Linked DNA regions of Mus musculus: region 1 is linked to region 2. A link is a loop called in an ENCODE intact Hi-C map of the cell type or tissue named here. Cell type or tissue: left cerebral cortex. All regions are shown on one strand. Links, peaks and the distances in the headings refer to the core of each region. The heading gives the core; the rest is flanking DNA.

What was found. A loop is a pair of places that touch in the nucleus more often than their neighbours do. Peaks named below come from ENCODE experiments on the same cell type or tissue, not always from the same donor. Only the 100,000 strongest peaks of a DNase experiment are listed, where the experiment ranks them.
Region 1: a loop joins it to region 2, with 4 times the contacts of the local background. A loop is called at or near these places in 6 of 42 quality-filtered maps.

The regions. Positions count from the first base shown.
Region 1 is chr6:108,550,253-108,561,010 of GRCm38, forward strand. Itpr1 (inositol 1,4,5-trisphosphate receptor 1) reads left to right here. Exons shown (of 62, transcript NM_010585.5): 62 at 1-864. Among named protein-coding and RNA genes, the nearest start is that of Gm44040, 20 kb to the left of the region's middle. In left cerebral cortex, for the core only: a CTCF peak has its summit at 4,317; DNase peaks (open chromatin) are centred at 4,350, 4,910 and 7,553; H3K27ac peaks cover 3,542 bases.
Region 2 is chr6:108,450,483-108,461,240 of GRCm38, forward strand. The region is part of intron 44 of Itpr1 (inositol 1,4,5-trisphosphate receptor 1); the gene reads left to right. It overlaps Gm35165 (a long non-coding RNA gene), which reads right to left. Exons shown (of 5, transcript XR_869349.3): 3 at 10,118-10,286; 4 at 3,875-3,965; 5 at 450-530. Among named protein-coding and RNA genes, the nearest start is that of Gm35165, 17 kb to the right of the region's middle. In left cerebral cortex, for the core only: a CTCF peak has its summit at 6,307; DNase peaks (open chromatin) are centred at 3,846, 6,012, 6,704 and 7,369; H3K4me3 peaks cover 538 bases; H3K27ac peaks cover 4,355 bases.

The DNA of each region.
Region 1 (10,758 bases), core at 1,072-9,071, 99 kb after region 2:
GAGTACACATCTTTGAAGCTGATTTGTTGATACTCGTGTAATAAATGGTTAAATATCAAATGCTGCTGCTGCTGCCAAAATTATATTAATAGCGAGTTTCTGGCCCCTGGGCAATTTTGTACCTTGTAATTATCCTATGGTGATGCTGTTTCTCGTTGCTAATGGCATTAGTGCCCCTGTATCCTAGTGATAACTCCAGGTCTGTGAACCATTCAAACAGCATTCATTTTGAGAAAAGCAACTTTAGTTTCAAGGATAATTTTAAGCTTCAAAATTAATCATTTAAAGTGTTTCTTTAAGAGAGCCATGTTAGAGGCTCACACTTTAGCTTGAAAGGAGTTGATGAATTAATTTTTTAAAGGGAACTTTTTACATGACGTTTGGAATAACAGCATATTGCTGACCAGTCAGTGTCATCTCCCGGGTGAATTTTGATGTCACGTTATAGTCAAATGAGTTAGCTGATGGTTTCTAGATTTTCTTCCTCTGAACCATGATGCAGTAGGTAAGAAGTTATTATGCGTATATACATATATACATTCATATACGACAAAGTAGGAGCTGTCCCCTTAGGATGCATAGCTGCCCCTAGGGTACGTAGCTGAACACTGACAATGGCGTTCTTCTGAAAGAGCCACGTTTGGGTTTTATTTCTTTGTCACATGATTTCTTTTCTGGATGGGTGCAAAGTATCACAGGAAGTGTTTTCTCTCTGTCGCCTTGTTTTGTACCTGGGTCTCGCTTTACTAGACCGTCTCTGCACAAAAGTTTAAAAACTGAACCGTATGCAGAGTTCCGAAGCAAGTCAAGTTTGTAAATGCATACCTAAAAATATTTAATAAACGATGCAGAATCCTATGCAGTGACTGGCTGGTGGCTTTCATTTGTCATTTCCTTGTGGCTTGAGAACGATTCCAGTGTTAGACTTTTCTCCCCATTGGGACTGAGTAAAACTATAGCTAAAAACTCATTTGGTTGCCAGATTAAATCAGGAAATGCTAACCTGATTTTAGAAAATAAACAATTGTTTATATCTCAAGAGAAATCAGTCAAACAAATAACAGAGGGAACTTCATACAGAATTCTCCTCAGTGACTGAGTGGCACCAGGATGTCAAAGGCACTTGGCATGACACGGTCCAGAATGCTCTGTTTAGTGTGGGCACCTTTAACTTGGCATTTTCCCCATGAAAGGAAGGATCACTAATCATTGGATTTGTTGGTCCCACTCCCCGGTGATCAGGCTCCTATCACAGAGCATTTATGATGTTTGTCTTGTACTAGGCTCATTCTTCCATCCAAATAGAGAAAATGTGGTCCTTCCTGAAGCATGGCTGGCTCCGGCTGCTCTTTTGACGCCTATTGACTGTGCTTTGGTAAATGGGACTAATTCTCACCCAGCTCAGAGAACTGGGTCAGGATTAAATTCCATCTCAATGGGTAGTTTCATAACTTACACTTTACTACATAAATTGGGTAACGTAAGTCAATTTTCCAGTCAGTTTAAAATTTTCCACCATAAGGTAAGCCTACGAGAGACACGTGGCTTTTTGTCTAAAACCAACATGGCTCCTGTACTCAATCCCATAATACTGTGCGGCCAGCAAGGACCTGCTCTTTGCCCTGGGCTTCGTCTTTGATCTCTCAAGCTCTCCAGCACGGCATGGCTGGCAGTGTACGTTGTGTCTCCCCACGTCCTAGCTGGTTCACTGGAAACTTCTGCATTGACATGTTTAGGTGGCAGCTTTTACAGGTTTGTCGTGTCTCATTTGAATCCTGTCACCAAAGATATAAATCTTCATTCAGTTTGCCAGCTTCAGCAGAAAATAATTGAAACTGGAATGTCACTCCGCCTTACTCGCTGCAGGTCCTACCTTGGGAATGTGGGCGTCAACACCAAAGCTGGTACAGTGTAGCTAAAACAGAATCTGCAGGTAACTCTCTCAGGGCCTCTGAGAGGGCCTTGATTCCACTGCCTCCTCCACACACCACCTTTTCCTACACCTCTGTTTCAAGGGTTGAGATCCAGGTCACCTTCAAAATTACCCTCCACCATCCCCCATGAGGAAGTAGCATTTCCAGGCTAAGCATTAGGTATGACAATGCAGTGTCCATGTGCAAGAAGAAAGCCTTTGTGGCTTTAGTTGCTTAAATGTTTGCCACCATAGCAGATCAAGTTTTGTTTGGGGGTTTGGTTTGTTGGTGGATTGGTGGATGGGATTTGTTGGTGGGTTGGTTTTTGGTGGGTTGGTTTTTGGTAGGTTGGTGGGTTTGGTTTGTTGGTGGGTTGGTTTTTGGTTGGTGGGTTGGAGGGTTGGTTTTTTTGTCCTCCTTAAAGGACTACATGCTCAGTCCACCAAACCAAAGAACAGTAATGAGCCTTAAAAGATGAGCCCTGGAGCCTTCAACAGGGAGAGTAACTTCCTGAGTGCTGGCTCCAACATAAACAGACACCTCCTGACTTCTGCAAGACAGAGCTAGCTCTTCCCAAGTCAGGTGCTGCCTGCCTTTCAGCACAGGGCTAGCCTACTTTAGTAGTCATCTCCTTCTCACTCTGTCCCTGCATAGGAAATTCTACCCACCGATCAGTCATTCTTTTTCAAACCTCTTTCATAAGAGACTCTATAAGCTAGAAAGCACTAAGTGTGAATACTGTATCAAGACTGAAAACCCTGTGGCAGAGATAAGCAACAGGTACACTCCTAACAGATCTGCCTTCCACACCGAGAGATCTTGTACAATACCTTTTACTTAGCCACATCTTTCAAAAGGTGAGCCAATCTCAACTCAATCAAGGGAGCTCCCTTCCAATGACTGTACTCATTGCTGTCCCAGAAGTCAAGTGTTTAGCCAAATCCACTTAACTCTAGTTCACTGATCACTTGTTAACAATCAACTGGGATGTTGGAAAACCCCCATAAAGATTTCGATTTTACAGAAAGTACCCAAAATTCCACTGATTTTGCATCACAAAGTGGTGGTTAAAGTACTGTTTTGAGTAAAACGCACTGTGTGTGGTTTTTGTGGGTGGCTTTAGCTAAGAATGACTATCAGACCTCAATTACCTGACAGGAGAGAGCTATGACGGCAATTATAATTAAGACAATTAGGATCATAACAAATACCTTTCCACCCTTAGCAATAGAAGTCAAGTATAGCATCCCAACACCAATTCAGAAACAACCAGCTCAACACACCAAACCTACCAACATGGACAATTTAGAAAACAACAGTGGATTGTATATGTCACAGCTCACACTATAGGATGGACTGCCTTAATGCTGGACTTCTGAATTCTTTTACGAGTCTCTACATTACTGGAGGTATGACTTGAGGAAAAAATAGCAAGCAGGCAACCTAAAATCCTTTTAAGGTCGTGACAAGCCAGTGTGGAAGAGAATCCTAACACCTAGAAGTGAAACTGCATCATCTACCCAGCCTGGAAAGAAAAAAGAAAGCTAAAAACCACCAGAGAGCAAGAAGGCAGAGTTTGAGAAAACCCCTAAGGTGAATTCTGAACAACAACAAAAAGAGTCCCACAACATGAGTGCGTGTTGTGTGCAGGAACCACTGGTGGAAAGAATTCGCCAGCACTTTTGTGATCACCTCAGAGAGAGAGAGAGAGAGAGAGAGAGAGAGAGAGAGAGAGAGAGAGAGAGAGAGAGAGAGAGAGAGAGAGAGAGAGAGAGAGAGAGAGAGGCCGGGCCCATTTCAATGGAACAATACAATACAGTACACACAAGTGCACAATCCAGGAATGTAAGGTCCTCACTGCTGAATAGCTTGAAGGCACTTCATGCCTTTTTAACATATATGTCACTTACAGGATCTCAGAAGTCTCTCCAGAAGCCTTCTGTGGAAGCTGTCTGGAAGATTTGGTGTTGTCACTGGGTAAGATACCTGGGACACACAAGGCTGGTAGTGGTTCTCAACCTTCCTGGTGCTTCCACCCATTAATACCATTCCCCATGGTGTGGTGACCCCAACCATAAATTTACTTTCATTGCTACTTCATAACTGTAATTTTGTTGCTGTTGTGAATCATAAGGTCTCAGGTGACCCCTGAGAAAAGGTTGTTCAACCCCCCAAAGAGGTCATAACCCACAGGTTGAGAACCATTGGTTCAGAGGCTAAAGGATTGTCTGGCCTCCACAGGCCACAGGGTAGAATAAAAAGACAGGGCCCTTGACAATGAGAATCTTTGTGCTAGCTCAACCACCTACATGTTTTGACTCTGAGAGAGTTAGTCATTTCAATTTTTAATTCTCCCCATTCTAAGAGTAGAGCGCTCTTTCCACTTCCTCCCACAGGTGGTAATGAGCGCAGAGATGCTATGCGGACACCAGGGGCCTGCTTGGTATGCTCCATCCATATTGCCCATTCCTTGTGCCTGACATTTTCTTCTCACACCTACCCACAATCTCAGCTAACTATTGCACAACCAAGCTACTTTCTGTTCCTACTAAATCGCTCTGCTGTTGTTGCTGTGGATCTTAAATCTTTATGTCTTCACATGACATGTTTGGGTCACATCCAGTCATTTTTATTTTAACTATGTTGTAACTATCAGTTTGAACTGAATAATTCATTAAAAAAAAAAAAAAAACTTAGTCACACAGTTCCCAACTTCCGGATAATCGCTCTTATATTTGTGATCACTGGTGAATTTAAAATCTGAGGTGTTTTTTTTTTAAATATCTGAAGCTATTTAACGTCTGGGATCATGGATTTCCTTAGCTTATGAACCTCCCAACCCTGCTAATGAAACAGTTCCTCTTGCATCTGACTCATCCACAGTTTCACTGTCTTTCACTTAACATTTAAATGTAAAGTCTGTGCCATATTGCATGTAACTGTGGAGACCCAGAACTTCCCTTAACAGTTTCAAGGAGCCTAAGAAATTTGCTTACACTCCCTCAGTGAACCTTCCCACTCTAGACCCTAAATCCGATTCCTATTCTGTTTCCTGTCCCATCTCCCTCTTACTCCACCCGTGATGTGGCTATGGTGCTCCTTCCTTCAGTGTCAGTGACACAGGGCAGTGTGAAAAATGGCACCATACTAGGGGAAGAGAACAACGAACAGGAAACCTGTGACAACAGAATGAGAGTTCCCTCCCTTCCTTCCTGGCCACTCAAATAACGAGTTCTCAGCCATTTATATTTGCCCACCATCTTGTTCGACAACAGCAAAACAAAGAAAACCCCCACCTTTCAGCTTCTTCAAAGAAGACATCCACGTGGAAAAGATGACCTGGATTTAACTGAGCGGAACTCTGAGCCTGATAGTCAAAGGCAACCACCCGCCTTCATCAACCATAGACAGTGAGCTAGGCACACCCCAGCTCAGATCCTGACCTTCCACCTCCCTTACCTACCCATCTGGGGATTTTTGTTGTTGTAGCTGTTGTGTGTGTGTGAATACACACCACACAGGTGCACATGCTCATGTGTGTATGTGGAGAACAGAGGATATCCTCTGTCCTTGGATGTCATCCGATATTTTAATTTTTTACATACGGTCTCTCTCTCTGGTCTACAAGTAGGCTAGGCTACTTATCCTGTAAGCTCTAGGGAGCTTCCTGTCTCTGGCTGTCCAGTGCTGAGAGTACACACCTGGCTTTTTCTTTTCTTTCTTTCTTTCTTTTTTTTTTTTTTAATAGAAGCAGCTGGGGTTAAACTCAGTCAGATTCCCATGCTTAGAAGGCAATGGCTCCGCCAACCCAAACTATGTCCCCAACTCGAAATTGAAAGGGTTTTTTAAGAACTAAGGGTGATACTAGTTTGTTTCCTTATCATCAGGATGGAGCACAGTTCCTCCCGAGTGAAGAAGCCCCATGCATGTGGGGAAGTCTTCCCTTCATCTACTTTAGAGTTCTGCAGTCAAGTTCAAGGAGGAAGACTTCCTGAAAGAAAGAATATGCCAGTCACCCCAAAAGAGAAGCATCCTACTAAACTAACAATCCAGCAGCTGCTACCAGATAACCACTCACTACTCAGAATGCCTCTCACCTCAGAGCTCAAAACCATAAACTAAGCTGATCCCTCTACACAAGCAAAGCCCTGCTCTTCTTTCTTGAGAAGAGACAAAACCGTGTTGTGACTTAGCTTAGCATCCAGGAATGTGAGAATTCAGACCCAGCTGTACCTCCAATGCTCCCTGCCATACCACTCCTCATCCAGGAACCCTTAAAGGGAACACTCCACTTGCTCATTGAGTCAGTTCTTAGACAGAGCACACCTTTGGTAGCATAAGAAAATTTTGGCCATTTGGGGTAGTATAAAGAATTGTCTCATTTATTTATGAACTATATGTAAATGACTGAGTCAAATTTAACCCCCAGCTGGATAAAACCAAACATGTTTCAGAGTTTCTGCTAATCCCAGAAATCTAATAAGAACAAACAGACCAGGTGGTGAAATGGAACTGGCTTTTTATTCTGTGCCTTTCTCCTACTATTTAAACTGGACTTCTTACAATTGTTAGTAGGAAGATGATATAACCATTTGAAAACATGTAGCAGATTCTAAAGTGTAAGCACACCTTATTATCCCAAAATCCCACTTCCAACAATATAACTAAGAAAAAAAAAAACATATCTACACAAAAACCTATATGCAAGTCTGGGGATATAGTACTGTGGGCAGATTATTTGCATAGTATGCTGGCTAGTTTTATGTCAACTTGACACAAGCTAAGGTCATCTGGGAAGAAGGAATCATAACGGAGAAAACATTTCCCTCAGAACACCTAGAGGCAAGTGTGTAGAGCATCTTCTTGGTTGGTGATGGATGTGGGAGAGCCTTCCTCACTGTGGTGTTGCCGCTCCTGCGCTGGTGGTCCTAGGTGCTGTAAGAAAGCAAGCCTCACACGGCGTGAGGAGCAAGCCAGTAAGCAGCAACGCTCCATGCTCTCCCGACTGCAATTCCTGACTTAAGTTCCTGCCTTGCTTCCCTTTGATGATGGACTGTAATGTGGAACTCTTAAGCCTGAAATAAATCCTTTCCTCCACAGGATGCTTTTGGTCATGGGGATTTATGATAGTAATGGAGACTCTAAGACCCCTAGCCTTGCATGCTGCCATGCAACCATAATCTCAGAACTATGGAGATGGAGTCAAGAGGATGATCAAAAGTTCAAGGTCATCTTCGGCAACATACTTAACAAGTTTCAGCCCAGCCTGGGCTCCATCTCAAGAAAAAAATTAAAATTAAAATTAAAAAAAACCCTCTACACAAATTATAAATATATCCCAATACCAAACAATGTCCACCAACTAGTTAATGGTACGTAAACTGTGATGCACGCATCTAATGGTGCCTGGAATGTTAGCAGCCCGTGCCTCCGCTGCTGAGAAGCACCACTGATGTTGGGGTTGACACACATGTTTTGTCTGTATATTTGCCTTTGGGAGAGGTTCTTACTGTGTAGCCTATGCAGGCTCCACGCTTGGAATTTTCCCTTCTCAATCTCCCTAAAGCTGAGATTCCCAGAGTGCACCACCATGGCTGACCTACTTTTTATCTTTTTTAGCACATTAAGTATGCACACTTTTTAACTACTTCAGAGTTGAGGACAAGAATAAGAACCAAAAAGCTGCTTGCTAGAGTCTTACAGGCATGGCAATGAAGTGCAGGGAGGGAGGGACAGAGAGAGGGAGGAAAGAAACAAAAGAAAAGAAGAAAAGCTGTGTCCTGCTTCAGTTTTTGTAATTACTTTAAAAATAACCTTGCAAATGAATTTTGTGCTAATTTCCTTCTGGAGCTGTAACAAGTAACCAAAGAAAACAGAGGCAAAGATGCTGTGGTGGTTTGAATAAGAACGGCCCCCATAGGCTCATATATTTGAATGCTTAGTCATGGGGAGTGACTAAGGAGGATTAGGGGGTTAGGAGGTGTGGTCTTGTTGGAGGAAGTGTGTCACTGAGAGTGACCTTTAAGGTTTCAAAAGCCCATGCTAGGTGCAGCCTCTTTCTCTCTCTCTCTCTCTCTCTCTCTCTCTCTCTCTCTCTCTCTCTCTCTCTCTCTCTCTCTCTTCACAACAGATCAAGCTATTGTTCCAGCACCATGCTCCCCACCATGATGGTTATGGTGGCCTGAAACTATAAACAAGTCTCCAGTTAAATGCTTTCTTTAGTAAGAGTTGCCTTGGTCAAGGTGTCTCTTCACAGCACTAGAACCCTAACATTGTCTTCATCATCATATCAATACGTTATCTCACAATTCTGGTTGCCTACACTCCTACTGGAAGACCTATAGAGAAAACCCATTCTCTGGCTTCTACCAGCTTCTAGAAGCATCGTTGATTTGGAGAGTGCTCCTATTTAAAGGCAGTCATAGACAGTTGAGCATCTGGCACAGGGTATTGCTATGACTCTTCTGCCTACCTCTTTCGTGTATTATGACCCTGTTCCCCAACTGGACAACCCAGGAAATCTCTGCATCCCAAGACTCCATCTGCAAATCTCCTTTCACCATCTATGGTAGCATAGCCATGGGTCTCTAGGATTAGGATGCAGGCATCGTTATTGGAACCACTATTGTGCCTACCACATTTGACTGAGCAGAGTCTAGGTCAGTTATGTTTCAGACAGAAGAAGAAAACCACTTCTGTTTTCCACTTCTGAGAGACTTGAATACAATTGAGAATGCCACGATTTCTTGTGGTCCAAACAGGCTGAGCAAGTCAGGCCACTGAAATGATCATAGAAAGCTATATATACCTGAGTAAGAATCAGACCGTGCCTTTCAAATTTATTGATATTGGACAACTAGGAACACATCCATATGTATATACACATATGGTATGTGTGAGAGACAGACAGACAGACAGACAGACACAGAGTATTACTAGATTTCAACTCCAGTTTTTTTGTTTTTGTTTTTTAATTTGTGAGGATTAACACTTTAAAAAGGAGTAAGACCAAAAAAAAAAAAAAAAAAAAAAAAAAGCTGGGCGTGATGGTACATGCTTTTAATCCCAGCACTCTGGAGGCAGAGGCAGGCGAATTTCTAAGTTCGAGGGCAGCCTGGTCTACAAAGTGAGTTCTAGGACACCCAGGGCTATACAGAGAAACCCTGTCTCGAAAAACCAAAAAAAAACAAAAAAAACAAAAAACAAAAAAAAAAAACAAAAAACAAAAACAAAACAATTTTGTGCTTACCCACTAACATCAAGAAGAGCTGGAGGCTGTATTCACCCAGACAAAAAACTACATAAGACATTGCCTTTGAAACTCAACCTAAAGGAAAGAACTTTGAGGGTTTAGCTCCAAGACACGTGGGTCAAACTGATAAAACAGCAACAACAATAATAAAAAAAAAAAAAAGAAAGAAAGAAAGAAAGAAAGAAAGAAAGAAAGAAAGAAAGAAAGAAAGAAAGAAAGAAAGGCGACCATACTGGCTCCTTCCAGTCAAAGTGCACCCATCCCATCCAGAAGGTCTACCAATTATTTTTCCTATGCAGCTGTGAATTTTAATTTGCCACCACAACTCTCAAGGGGACTCTGTGTTCTGCTGTCTTGTGCTCTGGTACATAGGATGACACCCACGTAATAGAACTCTCCAGTCTCCTGTTGGGATGGAGATACTCTGCTCTTCCTCTCCTGGCAATAGCAGGACCTTTCACTACAAGGTCTCAGATGGGCTCTTCATCAGCCCCTGTCCTGTCCCCAGGATAGGTCTATGCTGATCAGAATAACACACAAAGGCTTGCTGTTTCTAGTCTAAAAGATGCCCTTGAGGGGCTGGAGAGATGCCTCAGTGATTGAGAGCACTGACTGCTCTTCCAAAGGTCCTGAGTTCAAATCCCAGCAACCACATGGTAGGTCACAACCATCCATAATGAGATCTGACACCCTCTTCTGGGTGTCTGAAGACAGCTGCTTTGTACTTACATATAATAATAAATAAATCTTTAAGAAAGAAAGAAAGAAAGAAAGAAAGAAAGAAAGAAGGAAGGAAGGAAGGAAGGAAGGAAGGAAGGAAGGAAAGAAAGAAAGAAAGAAAGAAAGAAAGAAAGAAAGAAAGAAAGAAAGAAAGAAAGAAAGAAAGAAAGAAAGAAAGAAAGAAAGAAAGGGCCTTGAATCCTAAGACAGATTTTTACATTTGCCTGGCCAATGCACTAATAAATGCCAGATCATTTAGTGGGGAAAATGAAGGTAACATTAAATAGTGAGTGGGTAGCCGAAGAATAACATGCTTCCCCAATGTGAGTGAGACCCTGGGTTTGATCCCCAGCATACGTGTGTGTGTGTGTGTGTGTGTGTGTGTGTGTGTGTGTGTGTGTGTGTGTGTACATGCATCCTGGAAGAAAGCATACCAGAAAACTTTCATGACTGTCTTCACTGGGCATTCTTCAGTATGGTACCAGAAGCCTATGAGACAAAAGCAGAACAAGTTTGCATCAGAATTCAAACCTCACACATCAGAAACAGCACAAGAGCACAGCTGTAGAATGGGGAAAATATCTGCATGCCAATAATCTGCTAAGGGGATAATAATACTCCAAGGCATAAAGAATTCCAATAATTTAACTACAAAGCAGATAAACAAAAACAAACATACTTTCAGGATAGACAAAAGCATTCAGAGACAATTTCCCATCAAAGAAATACAAATGGGGCTGGTGAGATGGCTCAGCAGGTAAGAGCACCCGACTGCTCTTCCGAAGGTCTGGAGTTCAAATCCCAGCAACCACATGGTGGCTCACAACCATCCGTAATGAGATCTGACTCCCTCTTCTGAAGTGTCTGAAGACA
Region 2 (10,758 bases), core at 1,924-9,923:
TAGAAGATAGATCAACAGTTAAGAACACAGGCTGCTCTTCCAGAGGCTGGTTTCGTTCCCAGCACCCACATGGCAGCTTACAACTACCTCTAACTGGTTCCTGGTGATCTGACACCCTCTTCTGGTCTCTGTGGTCACAGCACACCTGTGGTCCACAGACATACAAGCAGGCAAGACATCCATTTACATAAAATAAAAATAAAGCTAAAGAAGATGTCAGAGAATACTTCATTTATAAGTTGAGCCTGTTTCCTTTCATCTCCTAGACACACAACAGGTCTAGACTTTCTTCCTAGTTCTTCCTCCACTTCTAGGTCAGTACCCATCTGCACTTGTCCTTGTGACTTCTGAACATGCAGTACAAACTGACACCAGATTCTCCTTCTTACAGTTTGCTTTGGGATTGGTAAACAGTGGGCCAAGGACCACATCTAACCAGCTGCTCATGTTTGTATAAAGTTTTATTGGAACACAGCTGTCCTCCAGTGTCCTTCATGGTTGCTTCCACTCACAGGGGCAGAGCTGAGCAGCTGGAATAAAGATGGTGACCCTTTGTCATTCCGTTTTTCATAAAATCATTTGCCAACCCCCATGCTTACTTGATTGTTATAACTGAATAATCATAAAAAGAAAAGAGGCATGGATTTTATTTCCTTGTTCTGAGTTTGCCCATACCCCAGAGCTGGCAGTTATAGGTTTTAGATATCTGACATTCATCAGATGAATAGTATCTGAAGTCCCAATATATTGTAGCCACTTAGCTAACAATAGGCAAATTCAGGGTAATGAGTATCTTCTCTGTCTATGTGTCTGTCCATCCATTCATTCTTCCCTCCATCCAGCCTATCTTCTGGGGTTGGGTTGGGTTTATTTTTAGAACGCTATTTCCTTCCTTCAGATAATATCCCCTTTCTCTTTATTATAATTCTCTACCTCTGCTAGCTGCCTTTTATCCTAGATCCAGAAGGCATGGCAAAACAGTCATCCTCAGGGAAGTGTCCATGTGGCTTAGAGTCTAGATACCTTAGCTTCCAGACTTGTGATCTGTGGGCCTTCTCTGACCATTCAACCTAAGGGCATCCCATTCTTAAGGTTAGTCACTTCCTTGTGGCCTTGTGGTCTGCTATTTCTGTGCTTCTCACAGAAGTTCTCCCGGAGGAAACGACAGGGATTCCTAAAGGCACATAGTTACCTTTAAGATACCTGAACTGTTGGGACCTTGTTTCCCATCTGTCTCCTCCTCCCACATACTTCCTGCATGATCTCATTCATTCCCAAGGCATCCAGCCAGCACTTATGCCAACAGCTCCCAAAGATGTAGCTCTTGGCCCCACCTCTTTACCAGTTTCTAGATCTCTGTTCAAATCTCTTTAGAGCATCTTTATCTTACTTAACTCTTAAGTTAACATGACCCCAGTCAGGCTGCCATCTAGTCTCTTCTCTTCCATGCCATTTGTATGCCAAGAGTCACACATGAGTCACCACCTCCAAGCCCCCAGCCACCTTCACTGGCACCCATAAAGTTGTTAATTGTTTTTCTTTGTTACTGTTGGTCACAAATCAATTCTGTGCCTGTTTGATCTCCCAGTAGTTTTCGGCCAGGATTCAGTTACAACTTCCATTCAGCCAGGGAATTGCTAGTCAATAATATGTATAGAGCAGCCTAGCACGGGTTGGAATGGGACAGAGAAACAAGTTCTCATCTTTGGAGCTCATCCTCTCGGACACCTTGCTGTGCACCCTACCTGCCTTGACGGCATGATGCCAGAGTTGGATGCTTTCCCCATACAGCAGCAGGACAGCCCTTCCATAGCTACCATGTCTTTCTTAGCATTATTGTCAGTGACACTTCCTAAGAGAAGCCTGGTCATCTTGTCCCCTGTCTTCAAAGTCTCCCTTAGAGAACAGACTCGATTGACACTCTGGTGATGTCTTTGGATGCCCTGTAAAATGGGGCACTGCCTAGGTTTCTGCCCTCTCCTTCCCACATATTGTCCATCCCTGTACCTGCATGCAAGTAAACTGGGTTAGGCAAGAATGTCTAACTGTGTATGTGTCAGCTGAGCTGAGTACCTTCCACATATGGTCTCGCTGAGTTCCTAGGAATGACCCACAGAGTGGGATCATGGGCACTGACTCATCACATTCAGACTGAGCATGCCTCTTCTGCTAGCATATGCAGAAGCGTTTTTGGAGCACTGGGTGGGGCAAGAAGATTTGGCCTTGGTCCCCTTGGGTCTTCACCCAACTCCAGTCGAGGTGGGATCATTCCTTAAGGCACTGTGACCAGAGGTGGAGCTCTCCCTGCCTCTGCCTCAGGGGATGGATGAAAGTTTTCAGAATAGAAGCAATTTCAGACAGGGCTTGGGAAGCCTTCCAGGCAAATGGAAAGTGGGCTTGTCCCTTACAGAACAAAACAGGTTCATCTGAGCCCAAGAGAAATAAATGTACAAAAGCAATGGAGAAATATCTTAGGGCTAAGTTTTTCATTTTTTTTTCTTCTTAATAATAACTTCTTAATAACAACCTAATAATAACTAATAATAAATAAGGAGTACCAGAAGCCAGAAACTCAACGTGGTGTTCTTTCTGCCTGAGCTAATTTTCACTTTGTGGCAGTCCTATGTAAAAGGTGCTACTGTGGCCCCTTTATTTGCCGAAGAGGAAACGGGATCCCAGAGTTGAATGCACTTAGAATGCCAGAGCAAGCTGGTGGTTGCATAGATGTTGTTTCCTGACACGTCTTAGTTTTGGTTTCTCTGAGACTCTTCCATCAACTTTCCTAACATTGACATGGGTCCATTCCCCCTTTAGGGACCTTGCATCTTTTGGTGAGACAAATGGCATGTGAGCCTTCTCACTGGAGGATGCTCTGGCATTCTAGTACCTCAGAAGATAGCTTGAGTGGTTAGTTTTGTTTTGTTTTGTCAGTAAACATGGTCATATATGACATAAGAAGAAGCCATGAAAGGCTTTTCCCTTCAGCCTGGGCATTGCTCGCTTGCCAAATAAAACTTGTACACGTTACAGGTTTCACCTCCAGCAAGTTTCAGGTTCCCAGGTCAATGAAAATTAGTGACAGGAAGACTTTCCTGTGAAACTGTGGCATGGAAAGCAGTTGGGTTATATGAGATGCCCTCAGTTACGGACGAGGAACCCAAGGCTCCACCTGTCCAGTAAATCCAGTATCACTCAGTCTCCAGCTGTCAGGACCAAGGTTTGAATGCAAGTCTTTCTCCCTCCCCACTCTTTCACCTACATTCCATATGACACAGTCTTTGGGTCACACAGGCAGGAAGTTCGTCAGTCAACTGTTCACCCTGACCATGGCCTTGTTAGTAGTGTCTGCTTTATCTTTGGAGGTGAGAGAAGGCCATAGTTCTTGATTGATCTGAGCAGCAAGCACTTGCTGCTTTGGCATAGGCAATCAGTTTTAAAGGTTGACTCATGAACCCGCACAGGGAAGCACATTCAGTTTCATATTGTTGTATAAGCTTTTCTTCAGTTTGCATTTGTTTTCTCATCATGCGTAGCTCTGTCTGGCCAGAGGCGAATATATCCACCGTAAAAAGGCTCGTGTTCAGTCGCTACATTTCTCGGGGTTTTCTGGACTCCTCGTGGAGCGGGATTGCTGGGATAGACCAGTGAGGGGTGTCACAAACCCCCTTCTACTGTTCCCAGTTTGGCATGTGTGTGTGAGATGTATGCCTGCCTTGTATTTACAAGAGGAAGTATCCCATTTAATTTTATTTTCACACTAAAGCCGAAGTGTTAAGAGAACATAGTGTTTTAACACTCTCTTGGTTATCAGCTGCAGAGCGGAGGTTGCATATTGTCACATACAGTTTTCTGAGTACATTTCTACATTTGTTACCTGGCAACGTTGCTGCGTCGGCACATGAAGATGTGTTGGTTTCTGCCAGTTCCCCACTCTCTGTACTGTAGACAGGAGAATAGCTGCTTCCCTGCAGGGATGGAGAACAGGGGAAGGCATGGAGCTAATGGGCTTATAGAAAGACTCCCTGCAGTCAGTGTCACAGCCAAACCAGAGGCTGTCCAGAGGCGTTTTCTACCACTGCCTTGAATCTTGTGCTGCTTTCCTCCCCGGTTAGGGTTAGGTGAGGGGTTTGTGATTAATCACCATGAATCCTTGTTGCTGATCTTTGATCTTTTTAAACGAAAAACAAACAACCACCATCTCGTGTCCTAGTCGTTATATGAGTCATCTGAACCTTTTTAATATTGTGACAAAGATATCTTTAATTGCTTTCATTTGATCCCCAGCCTCCTGCCTGATCTAAGTGCTCAGGTTTTGACTACCTCTGACTTCTGATAAGGAAGGAAATCCCACAGTACAATGAGAGCCGCTGAGCTGATTATAGCCCACCGGAGTGATTTTGCTTGCCCAAAATGCTGAACTTACCTAGACTTGGAGCACTAAAGTGGCCCATCTTTGTGCTCTAGGGACATCACATCCTACCCTTCATTTGACTGATGCCTACCGGTCTGATCTTTGAAAACATTTGAGTTGAAACCCTTACATTATGGGTTTAAAAGTCTCCGTAGTCTACACCGTACATCCTAAGATTCAAGAAAAGCTTCCTGGGACCAGCACCTGTACTGTTGTCTTGAAGAACAATCCACTAGGGAAGTTTCCATGGTAACAGTGTTTGAAACAGTCTGACAGCATCAACAGGTTAAGTAAGAAGTCTTCTGGCTCAGGGGCGCATCCTGTAAGCACAGCTCCTTAGAAGGAAGCCTAGGAGAGACTATGACTGAGCCCAGGCAGGACTCAGCCACTGGAGGGCCTGGCCAAAACAGGCCAGGCTTTAGGGCCTGTTGGTTTGGCAGAGCAAAGCTTGTTGGTGTCATCTTGTTTGTGGGAGGCCTTTGTAGCCTCCTGGATTCTTACTGTCCTGCCTGTTAAGGAAAAGAGAGACAGCTGCCTGTGTCTGAAAGGTAGTTAGAACCCAGCCCTTAGCTGGAAATCTTGATCTCTGCTACTAGATGTTGGGTTTCAAACCTGGGACGAATGGTTGGGGTGGCTATGTAACATGTCAAAGCGGGCCTGTCCTGTCCCTCAATCCTTACCTGTTACAGGGCCCTCTTGGCTGGCACACCCCACCCCCTAGCTTAAATTTCTCCAGTCCAGGGGCTGGGCCTTTTTGGTTGCCTGCTCTTGGTGTCTGTTTGGGTCTTGTGGATGATGCACATGGATCTCCTCTCTTCCCCCTCCCCCCTTCCTCAAATAGTGCCTCTCCGTCTAGTCACATCTACTCTGGACTCTCCCAGATGTGCCTGCATACTCTAACTCTGGGCTCTCTCTCCTTTTTATCTACAATAAACCTCCTCCTCCACCATACCGAGGGGCACTCATGCTTGCTTTCTTTTCTATTCTATTTCTTTGTTCATTCTGTCATCTCCCTGTAAAACCCACAGGAGCCACTCTCCTGAGGCTCTGCTGTGGGCGTTTACCCTCAAGTTTTTCAGTTTTCATCAGGAAAGGTCCTAAGAGGAAATCTCAAGATTTTTCACCCGTTTTTGTTACTATTGTGTTGTTTGTTGGTTTTTTGTTGTTGTTGTTATTCTTGGTTTTTTTTTTGTTTGTTTGTTTGTTTGTTTTTTTTAAATATCCAGAGATAACTTGCCCCAAGGATTCCTAGCTTTGGCCTGAGTTCCTTTTAACTCGGAAGTCTGTATCCTGCTGTTTAAACATTAAGATGGTTCCTCACTGCCTTAGAGTCGGCAACCTGCAGGCCAAGGCGAACTTTAAAGAAAAACCAGGTCATGCCGCATGTTTTTGGTGAGCACAGGAATCAACAAAGCGCTGTTACATAACTTCTATTTATGTCCTCCTTGCTCACTATCTGCAGGCAGGCAAGAGTCGCAGAGCTGGGATTTAATGAGCTCTGGGTTTGCTCACCTTCCTGAGCTGGTAGGAACCAGCTTGTTCTCAAAATGCGTCAGTAAAGAATCAGGCTGTGGGTGGGCGGCCAGGGGTAGTAGGTGGGCCGCATTGTTGCCATGGTGTTTTTTAATTCCCCTGTTTCTCAAGGATCCTGCTCTCTCCTTCCCTGACTCCCCACCCCCTTCTTTTCTTTTCTTTCTTTTTAATCCATGCGCTTCCTTGTTTCTCACGCCCACTCGTGATTTCTTGGAGCTGCCTCAGGAAACAGGAATATTTTCCCTCCCTTCCACAAACACCCCCATTGTGTAGCCCCAGGGCCTCAGAAGAGTTTTTCCTAAGGTGCTCCTTTCCCACCCTCCCCTGTCTATTTTCCCGTGATTTTTCGTAACCACTCCCTCCATTGCCCGGGCTTAGCCTCCCTGTGGCGGGATGGAAGCTTTCTGTCTCCTGCTAGATTGCTCCGGAACCAGGTGGATTCCGTTGCTCCTAGCACAGCAGTTTGCCCCGGAGGAGAGCGGTTGTTTGTGTTTCCCTACATCCTGGTCTCTGCTCTTGCCCTAAACTGAATGACATCTGTCCCCTCTAGCCATATTATTATGAAATAGAGTCACACTTTATAAAAGGAAAACAAGGGAAGTTTGTCCCACAATGATGACCCCTGTTACCTGAAAGTTACAGGTTGGATTAACACACATTTTAAAAAAAATAGAAAAAGTCATGTGCTAGGGAATTAGCTAAGTGGGACAGTGTGTACTTGGCACGGGTGAAACTGGGTTTGATCCTCCATCTGTCTCGAGAACAGTGCATGTGTGTGAGAGCTCGTGTACACACACACACACACCCTCCCTCCCTGACTCTGATACATAGCAAGGAAGGAAGGAAGGGCTGAGAGCCCTGTGGCTGCCAGGGAGAGCTCCCTGCTCCCTGCACCTCGGCTTCTGAGGGAAGCCACCCAGGTTTCTGTGCTGACTTTGTGTCCACACTCTCAGCAGAGCGGAAGCTTTTAACAAGTACAAAAGAATAAGTTGAGATGAAAAACTCCAGCGGGGGGGGGTGGGGGTGGGTTGGGGGTGGGGGTGGGGGGGGGGACAGTTCCAGCAAAACAGGCTTAAGATTTTTAAAGTTAAAAAAAAATTTAAAAAGTCAAGCCCACCCCTTCATTGCTTACGAGTTGTGCAATCCTTACTGGAGGTAGCTGTTTGAATAATCAAAGGCCGGCTGACTTCCCTTCATTAACTAGAGCGGCAGACATCTGCATAAAACATCCCAGATTCCAGACTGAGTAGGTAATTTTTTTTTCCCTCTGAGTAACTTGAGGGACTTTCCCTTTGGAAACCTTCCAAGAGAGTGAACTTCGTGGTTGAGACTTTTTTCTCTTTCTCCCTGGTGTTGGATGTAGAACCCAGGGCAAGTGCTCTACTGCTGCGCTTGTGCTGGGCAAGCCCTACCTACAGTGGTTTTTACTGGGCTAGGCAGCAGCTTGATCCTGAATATGAAGCAATTCAGTCACCTCAGACACAAATCTGGAGCCCTCAGTTCTGAGAACGTTCTTGGTGTTCACAGCTGACCGCCGCTCTATATCTTAGCGCCACTTGCCACTTCAGAGCCTGCCCACACTTAGATTTCTCAAGGTCCACTAAGATCCCTTGGAAAAGTAGCCCTCCGCGTTTTACCAGTACCCTACGCTTGCATTTTGAGCTTGCTTCATCAGCGTGGTTCAGACACTCAAGCCTGTGGTTCTGTAAGCCATGTGTATTCTTCCGCAACTGTTCCAAAAATCCAAGACTTTAAAATGTGTGTGTGGGGGGGGGGGGAGGGACTGTAATTGAAGGAAGGTGTGGTGGAGTCACCCTCAGCAGCTGGTGTTTGAGAAATGTGGCTTTATTAATGTTCTTGCAACATGACCCCACAGACTGTCGAGCCTGGAGTTTGTAGCTGTGGAGCCTGGGGAGACAGCCAGCTTCTAAGGTGGAGGGCCCACAAAGGATGGCCCTTCCTGCTCCCAAGTTAATGATGCAGGCAGCTGTGTCTCTGAGGCCCTATTGGTTAACAGTTAACTGGGCAGATTAAAGATCCCCAGCCAGGCTGAACCTGTCCCAGAGTTAGAAGCAAAAGCCTGCTAAGTGCCAGCTCCACACCTCCCTTCAGCCGCCCCCAAGGTGGGACACTTCCCCATTTAGCGGGACTTTGAGCTTTCACATTCCCAGAATTAAGGTTTTTGGAACTGTGCCTCCCTTAGGGTTGTTATTTATTCATTAAGACAATAAATACTAGGCACTGGACAAAATGCTTGTGCGGGTTGGGGCAGGGACTTCAATGGTATGCCATCCAGTGGGTGAGCCGGCTAGGGAACCTGAGCAAAACTGGGAGAGTGAGACCGGAAGCAAGGAATTGCTCCTTGAGGATGGGAAGGGCACTCGCGGAGGAGACATGGATGCTGAGACCTTCCAGATGGAATGGGGTTAAGAGCAAGGGTATCCTGGCCCCGGAGCGGGGTGTGTTGGCATGGCTGAGGAGGCCAGTGTGGCAGCAACGGAGTGCAGGGCGGGCAGCAGCATGAGGTGACTGCTCAGCTTTGGTACTACGCCTGTCACCAGGTGGGAGGCTGGATTAGGTGATCCTCTGATCCTCGTGCTCTCTGCCAGTCCTTACTCTGTACTTCTAAAGGGCACCAAGTTGGCTCAGGTCAGTGACCTGCCTGGATGCGTACTACTGCTGCCAGGGATGGAATAGGTTGAGCTACCGAAGATGAGGACCGTGTAATTTCAACCTGACCACCTCCGTCGGATTGGTGATCTGTACATGTCACTGTCAGATGCTTCCCAAGCCACAGGGACATTCACCAACATAGTGAATGGGCGGGCTGGGTTGGGGGATGTGATGGTCTCACAGGTCTGTGTCTGAGGGTGAGAGGAGCTGGAGCGGTGGTCCAGGGATGACTGCAAGGGACTGCGGGTTTCCCATCAGCTCGACATTGCTTTGTCTTTGGCATGAGAGAGGGTGATTATTTTTCTTTGGGTTTTATGGTCTAGTGGACTTGTCCCAGTCAAGTGTGTTGAAAGCAGGGATGGGTGGGAGGGGATAGCATGGAAGCAGGGGTTGTCACACGTATTTCCTACTTCCTCTCAATAAACCTCTCAGATAGTTCTTAATCCTCCTTTTTCCTCCTGAAGATGAGGCGACTACAGCAGGGGTTTAGCGAGGGACCTGCCCAAAGGCATCCAGTTCCCAGATTCCCCCCGCCCCCCCCCCCCACACACACACACGGCCTGCCTCCCTAAGGATAGGTTAGCGAGCTCCTTCTCAGTCCCAGGGCTCCACACAGACACAGAAAATGTGTGAACAAAGGATTATTCTTGGTCCTGCTCTAAATTCCAAGGCAAGGTCCCTGAGAAGCTCGGAGCTCTGAGTCAGGAAGCTGGTCTAAGTTAATGAATGGTCCCCGCAAGTACACAGAACAGATGCATGACCGCGAGGGTCTGTTCTACAGACTGACTTCTTCTTCTTCATGCCTCTTTTGTAATAGCTCAGATCATCACACCCGTCAACGTAGGAAAGAGTAGCGAGCCATGGCCAGGGCCTCGACCGTGGCCTTCCTCTTTCCAGGGTGAAGACCCCTTACCCAGGCCCCTGGAGCTGATGTAGACTGCATTGCTTTCTGTTGAGATGCGCTTGCATGAATAAGGGCTGTGTCATTTCATCCTGCCCACCTTTGGCCCTTTGCTCCCTTTAGCCTTCTACAGGTTTCACTGTGGGATACCTTTGTGGCCTCAGGATGATACCTGGTGAAGCTCATCGCAAAATGGGTGTGAAGAGTTGGGAGATGCGGGGGCGCATTTGCTTGGGTAAAACAATTAATGTCCTAGCATGTGGCTTATCTCTCCCCCCCACAACCCCCACCTCCTTCCTTTCTTTGCCCAGGTTTCACTGAGTAGCTCACACCTTCATCTCTTAAGTGATAGGACCTACAGGTCTCTTGTAACACACTCAGTTGAGAACACATTGCTGTTTTCTTCCAAGCGCTTTGCAGTGTCACGGTGCATGTTGGAGGTCCGAGGAGGAGACCTCCATGAACCCCCCACTGCAGATCCCACAGTGAATCTGTGGGCATGCCAAGGCAAGACTTCAGAATTTCACCCAAACTGCCAAAAGGGACCCATTGCGTCAGGACCCCGGAAGGTGTTTCTGGACTGGCTGACGCATACATACCTCCTGCAGCCCCGGGGCCATATCCGGTTTGTTGGTCATTGCCTTCTCTGTTTGAGAAGATAGCCATGAGTTGAGACTGTGAGCCTTTAAATCCTTCTCTGTTTGAGAAGATAGCCATGAGTTGAGACTGTGAGCCTTTAAATCCTTCGAACAGAAGTCTTCCACAGATCTGAGATTTACAGTAATGAGAAAGGCACTGTTACTGACTTTTTTTTTAATTAGGTATTTTCCTCGTTTACATTTTCAATGCTATCCCAAAGGTCCCCCAATCCCCTACCCACCCACTCCCCCTTTTTGGCCCTGGCGTTCCCCTGTACTGGGGCATATAAAGTTTGCAAGTCCAATGAGCCTCTCATTGCAGTGATGGCCAACTAGGCCATCTTTTGATACATATGCAGCTAGAGACAAGAGCTCCGGGGTACTGGTTAGTTCATATTGTTGTTCCACCTATAGGGTTGCAGTTCCCATTAGCTCCTTGGGTAATTTCTCTAGCTCCTCCATTGGGGGCCGTATGACCCATCCAATAGCTGACTGTGATCATCCACTTCTGTGTTTGCTAGGCCCCGGCATAGTCTCACGTTACTGACTTTAAAACAAGGCTCAGACTCATTCAGAGACAAACCAGCATACTTTCTTACGCA